2 separate regions of the Homo sapiens genome follow, and region 2 is linked to region 1. Evidence: read pairs that join two places in POLR2A ChIA-PET (ENCODE). Cell type or tissue: OCI-LY7. All regions are shown on one strand. Links, peaks and the distances in the headings refer to the core of each region. The heading gives the core; the rest is flanking DNA.

Region 1 (2,903 bases), core at 164-2,663:
AGACAACATGGGCTCTTCACCTTCCAGAGGAAAATATTCCCGATCAAAGGAGGAGAGTTAGGTAAAAAGAGGGAGACACCCCGACCCCCCGTGGCCAACTCCCATCCCACAGGCACGGAAAAAAAAACACGCTTTCTGAAGCCCACTCAGCTGGCATCTCTGCTCAGCCTGCTCTGCCCGGACCACATGCAGGCACAGAGGACCTGGCGGTGAACCAGAGAGCCACCCCCGGCCCTCCCATGCTGGGAGTCCACAGTGGGAGGCAGACAGCACCCAGCAGGGCAGTGAGGAGACGGACAACAGGAACTGGCAGTAAGCGCTGAGAGGAGGGAAAGCACGGAAGCTGATGCATGCGGACCAGGCCCAATTCAGATTCCAGGCAGACTCGGGAGGAGGCGACACCTGAGCCAGGCCCCACTGCCCTGGCAGAGGTGACCTTGTTTCCAAACTGGGAACCAGAAGCTTCCCCCCATTCCTGTGTGGCTTGGCACCCATGTGCCCAAGAGGCGGCAGAGATGACCCTAGGGTCACCCAGCAGGGAGATGGCTGAAAGGATGGGCTTTGGCATCAAGGAGGACTTAGGTTTATCAAGGAGGGACTGGGTTCAGGGCCGAACCCACTGTTCTCCAGCCCTGGCCTTGGCTTCCTCATCTGTTCAACCACCACCCTGACACATCCCAAAGGGTGAGGTGACATAACCCACGTGGAGGGCCTGACAGCCCGGCCCCAGGGCACCATCCTGGAACTTCACTAGGTCAGAGCCCACATGCAGCAGAGTCTGGCAGGGCTTGGATCCCCCGAACTAGCACCTGCCTTCACCCCTGGCCTCAGGAGCCCCATCTATAAAATGGGCACAATGACAGGGGGCGGTGGCTCACGCCTGTAATCTCAGCCCTTTGGGAGGCCAAGGCAGGCGGGTCACAAGGTCAGGAGATCGAGACCATCCTGGCTAACACGGTGAAAACCTATCTCTACTAAAAATAAAAAAAATTAGCCGGGCGTGGTAGCGGGTGCCTGTAGTCCCAGCTACTCAGGAGGCTGAGGCAGGAGAATCACTTGAAGCCAGGAGGTGGAGGTTGCAGTGAGCCGAGATCGCACCACTGCACTCCAACCTGGGGGAGAGAGTAAGACTCTGTCTCAAAATGAAATAAAATAGGCACAGTGGGGGCAGTGGCTCACGCCTGTAATCCCAGCACTATGGGAGGCCGAAGCAGGTGGATCATGTGAGGTCAGGAGCTCGAGACCAGCCTGGCCAACATGGTGAAACCCCGTCTCTACTCAAAATATAAAATTAGCCAGGCATGGTGGTACATGCCTGTAATCCCAGCAACTCGGGAGGCTAAGGCAGGAGAATCACTTGAACCTGGGAGGCAGAGGTTGCATTCCACTCCAACCTGGGCAAAAAGAGCAAAGCTCCATCTGAAAAAAATAAAAATAAAAATAAATAAATAAAATGGGCAGGGCCGGGAGTGTTGGCTCACGCCTGTAATCCCACCACTTTGGGAGGCTGAGGCGGGTGGATCACCTGAGGTCAGGAGTTTGAGACCAGCCTGGCCAACATGGTGAAACCCCATCTTTACCGAAAAATACAAAAAATTAGCCAGACATGGTGGCGGGCACCTGTAATCCCAGCTACTCAAGAGGCTGAGGCAGCAGAATCACTTCAACCCAGGAGGCAGAGGTTGCAGTGAGCAGAAATCGTGCCATAGCACTCCAGCCTGGGCAACAAGAGCAAAACCCTGCCTCAAAAAATAAAATAATATAAATAAAATAGGCACAAAATGGGGATGAAAACCCCTCCCTGCAGTGAGGATTCCTAGGTAATGGAGGGAGCTGGAGGTGTTAAGTACTTCATAAACAAGAGCAGCTGCTGTTACCATCATCAGCAACAGATCAATGCCAGCCTCGGAAGAGAATCCCAAACCCCAGAACCCTAACCCGGCCTGGCCTCCCTCTCCTGCCGTAACCTGAGTCGGATCCTCCGATGTCGTCCTCGGAGAAGCTCTGGAGCAGCTGTTCCACTGTGCTGCCCAGCCCCGGGTATCTGAGGACCATGAGGTCACCCTGGGCTCCTCTGGCGCAGCCCTGGCCTCTGGGCGAATCCCAACCCCACTCCAGCACCGGAGCTGGGTGTCCAGGAGCCCTGCAGCCATGGCCCTGAACGGGCACTTCCCCAGCACATCAGAACTATGTCTGAGCAACTGATCAAAAACTTCCGGCCCAGAAATCCCTTTGCAGGGCCTTATGTATGCTACAAGCTCTACTTGCAGAGATACACCTGGATCTGAATGCCCCCAAAGCAGAAAACCTAAATATCCATCAATTAATCAAAGAATGAATAAATGAAGATGTGGCAAATTAAAAGAGATCAATTTCCATCGGTACACACTGACATGTTAAATGATCGAGCCACAACGTAAGGCACAGAGTGGTGTAAAACCTACGCACCACAGGTGTACAGATGGGCGGGGAAGGGACAGAGGGAGGAGGGGCAGTGCACACTGCATTCATGGGGCTTGTCTGGAAACACAATAAAGTGACTTCAGTGCTGCCTCCGGGAAGCAAGTCATACTTTTCAATCCGCACCCTCCTTTGCCATTGTGTGAACGTGCATAACTTGAAGCCCAGCAGGTTGGAGGAGAGATTTATGCGTGCGCGCTTGTATGTGCCTGAGAAACCACAGGTCACGGGCAGTGCGGAGAGAAGGAGAGACTGACTTTTCATGTTACACCCTCCTGAGTGGCTTGAATTTCTCCCTTGTACATGAAAGATAGCCAGACAAAAGGCAATGGCGAAGGCTGGGGGCGGGAGGGCCGGCGTCTACGCAAGTTATCTGGGCCCCTCCCTAGAGTGGGCAGGCCGGACTGGGGACCACCCCCCCAACATCCTTTTGGACCCTGCTG
Region 2 (2,903 bases), core at 168-2,667, 250 kb before region 1:
CCCAGCTACTCAGGAGGCTGAGTGAGGCAGGAGAATGGCGTGAACGCAGGCGGCAGAGTTCGCAGTGAGCCGAGATCGAGCCACTGCACTCCAGCCTGGGCGACAGAGCGAGACTGTCTCAAAAAAAAAAAAAAAAAAAAAAAAGAAGAGACCAGGCATGGTGGCTCATGTCTGTAGTACCAGCAACATTGGGAGGCCAAGGCAGGTGGGTCACCTGACATCAGGAGTTCAAGACCAGTCTGGCCAACATGGTGAAACCCCATCTCTACTAAAAATACAAGTTAGCCAGGCATGGTGGCGGGCACCTGTAATCCCAGCTACTCTGGAGGCTGTGGCAGGAGACTTACTTGAACCCAGGAGGTGGAGGTTGCAGTGAGCCGAGATCGTGCCATTCCACTCCAGCTTGGACAAGAGTGAAACTCCGTCTCAGAAACAAAATTTTTTTAAAGGGATTTTTGAGTCTAGCCCTGAAATGTCAGGAGTCAGTCCATGCAGCTTGCAGAGCTTCTAAGAACGGCGGGCCTGGGTTTAGATGTGCAGTTAACTGTTCCTAGATGCCCTTGGGGCTGTTTTAATTTTCCAAGTTGGTGGGTTTTCTCTCTTTTTTCTTTTTTGAGATAGAGTCTAACTCTGTCGCCGAGGCTGGAGTGCACTGGCATGATCTCGGCTCACTGCAGCCTCAACCTCCTGGGCTCAAGCAAACTTCCCACCTCAGCCTCCCAAGCCGCTGGGACTACAGGTGCATGCCACCGTGCCCAGGTAATTTTTGTACTTTCGTAGAAATGGGATCTTGCTATGTTACCCAGGCTGGTCTCAAACTCCTGGGCTCAAGCGATCCTCCCACTTCGGCCTCCCAAAGCGCTGGGATTATAGGCATGAGCGACAGCGCCCGGCCGGTTCTTTTATGTGAGCTGAATTGGGAGCAGAGTCCTCTATTTGCATCCTTGACCCCCAAAGACCTGAAGACCTGAAGCAGAACAGGGCTGTTCCACCTCAGCTCTCGTGACATTGGGCCAGGCTGTTGTGTGTGTTGGGGGCTGTCCTGGGCGTAGTAGAACAGTTAACGTCATCCCTGGCCTCCACCCACCAAATGCCAGCAGCTCCCCCTCAGCCTTAACAACAGGAAATGTCTCCAGCTGTTGCCAGTGTCCCTTCGGGGAGGAAGTCACACACACAAAGCCTCTCGCCTGCCTTGAAGCCTCAGGCAGGGAGCAGTTTGCAAGTCAGGTGTCAGCGCCAGGGTTGGCTAAGCGCTGCTGTCACCTTGGCGGTCATTCCTTTCCCGCACACGGGACAGGATGCCTCCACTGGCCGGTTCACTGGGGCAACTGTGGGCGCCGGGAGTGGAGTGGGCCCAGCCCACGCACGGCTGAGCGTCCTGGGATGGGGGGATTGGGCACGTCTCCCTCTCGTCCTGCAAACTGCAGCTCTGAGTGCCCTGGAGAGAAAGCAGGCATGGGGCAGGGGTGCCGCTGTGACAAGGGTTCTGGGAGCCCAGGCTTATCTGTACCCCTGACCCAGGGCCCGTGCCCCCCCCAACCCTGGGGTTGGCGCTCCCTCCCCACAGGAATGACCTGGCTTTGTTCCCGGAGGGGGCCGAGGAGCCATTGCCCTGCCCTGTCACTCCACATCCCCTCCACCCCAGCAACCTGGGCCTCAGTTTCCCCAAGGAAGAGACGGTCCCATCAGGCGGCCTGTGCCGGGGCTCAGAGAGGCCCTGTGCCCACCAGCCACATCCCCATCCTCGTCCCCCCCAGGCAGGTCCAGGGTCCCCTCTATGGGGAGAGCGAGTGGGAGAGGAACGCGGCCTGGTGGGGGCCCAGCAGGCGGGTTCCGGGAGGTGCCTGATCTCCGGGGCTGGGAGAGGCCCCACTCCACATGCCTGGCCCCTGACTCACTGCCCAGCACTGGCTGGATGCCCAGGACAGCCTGAGGCCGGTGGCCTCCGGCCCCGCCCCCATCCCACCCCCGCCCCCGTTTGTTCTCCCTCTGAGAGCTGTGCCTTCAGCCACCGGCTCTTTCCTGAATGATGGAGGCCGGCCAGAGGCTTGCTGATGGCTCAGCCCAGCCCTGCTGAGGTGGGAGTAAGGTTTCAGGCACCAGGACACAGGGTTCCACACTAGTCCCTGCAGCACTGAGGCTCAGCCCCAGGACCATCCATTTTACAGATGGGGAAACTGAGGCACACAGGACAAGGACCACCCTGGAGTCTGAACTTCAGCAGTGAAGCCCCCAAGCCCTCCCTAGGGGCAGGGTGATCTAACTCAGGACCAGGGGCAGCGTGTGTATATCAGTAGCCCCTGGAGGATTATGCTGGCTTCTCAGATGGGAAGCAGCCCCTTTGAGGAGTCCACCCTGTGTCCGAAGCCACCCAGGTGAGAAGAGGCCAAGCCAGGGTGGGCACCCACACCTGCACCTGCTCGAGCTCCAGAGGGCAGCAGTGGGGCAGCCTGAAGCTCTAGCCACTTAGTCATTACGGCAAGAGGTGTGCAGGTCATGAATTCACACCATGGCCAGCCCCCTGCTCGTAACTGGTGTTTCTGGGGACGGGAGCCCAGGGGCTATGGAGTCTCGAGGTTGAACCCTTCCTCGGGCCCTAGTGCTCCCTGGGCGGCTTCTCCTGAGGACTAGACTTGGGTACCTTTCCCCAGGACTCCTCAGGCCCTGGCGGGGATAAAGTGCATCCTCAGGCCAGTAGTGGGGGCCACCTAGAGGGGCAGGCAGCTGGGAGCAGCTTGGGATGGCTGAGCCATTTTTTTTTTTTTTTTTTTAGAGACAGGGTCTCACTCTATTGCCTAGGCTGGAGTGCAGTGGCGCGATCACAGCCTCACTGCAGCCTCGAATTCATCAGGTCAAACAGTCCTTCTGCCTCAGCCTCCTGAGTAGCTGGGGTCAAGCCTTTC

The links. ChIA-PET counts read pairs that join two places held together with the same protein. Peaks named below come from ENCODE experiments on the same cell type or tissue, not always from the same donor. Only the 100,000 strongest peaks of a DNase experiment are listed, where the experiment ranks them.
Region 2: POLR2A ChIA-PET joins it to region 1 with 6 read pairs; 2 of 35 experiments call an interaction of 5 or more read pairs at or near these places.

Annotation. Positions count from the first base shown.
Region 1 is chr19:10,891,593-10,894,495 of GRCh38, reverse strand. The region is part of intron 1 of CARM1 (coactivator associated arginine methyltransferase 1); the gene reads right to left. Among named protein-coding and RNA genes, the nearest start is that of CARM1, 21 kb to the right of the region's middle. RefSeq lists an enhancer at 1-489. In OCI-LY7, for the core only: no CTCF peak of the experiment used is centred there; no DNase peak of the experiment used is centred there.
Region 2 is chr19:11,141,702-11,144,604 of GRCh38, reverse strand. No RefSeq gene overlaps it. Among named protein-coding and RNA genes, the nearest start is that of SPC24, 13 kb to the left of the region's middle. RefSeq lists enhancers at 1,167-2,109, 2,110-2,903, 578-2,903. In OCI-LY7, for the core only: a CTCF peak has its summit at 2,417 (motif pointing right); a DNase peak (open chromatin) is centred at 1,164; H3K27ac peaks cover 1,817 bases.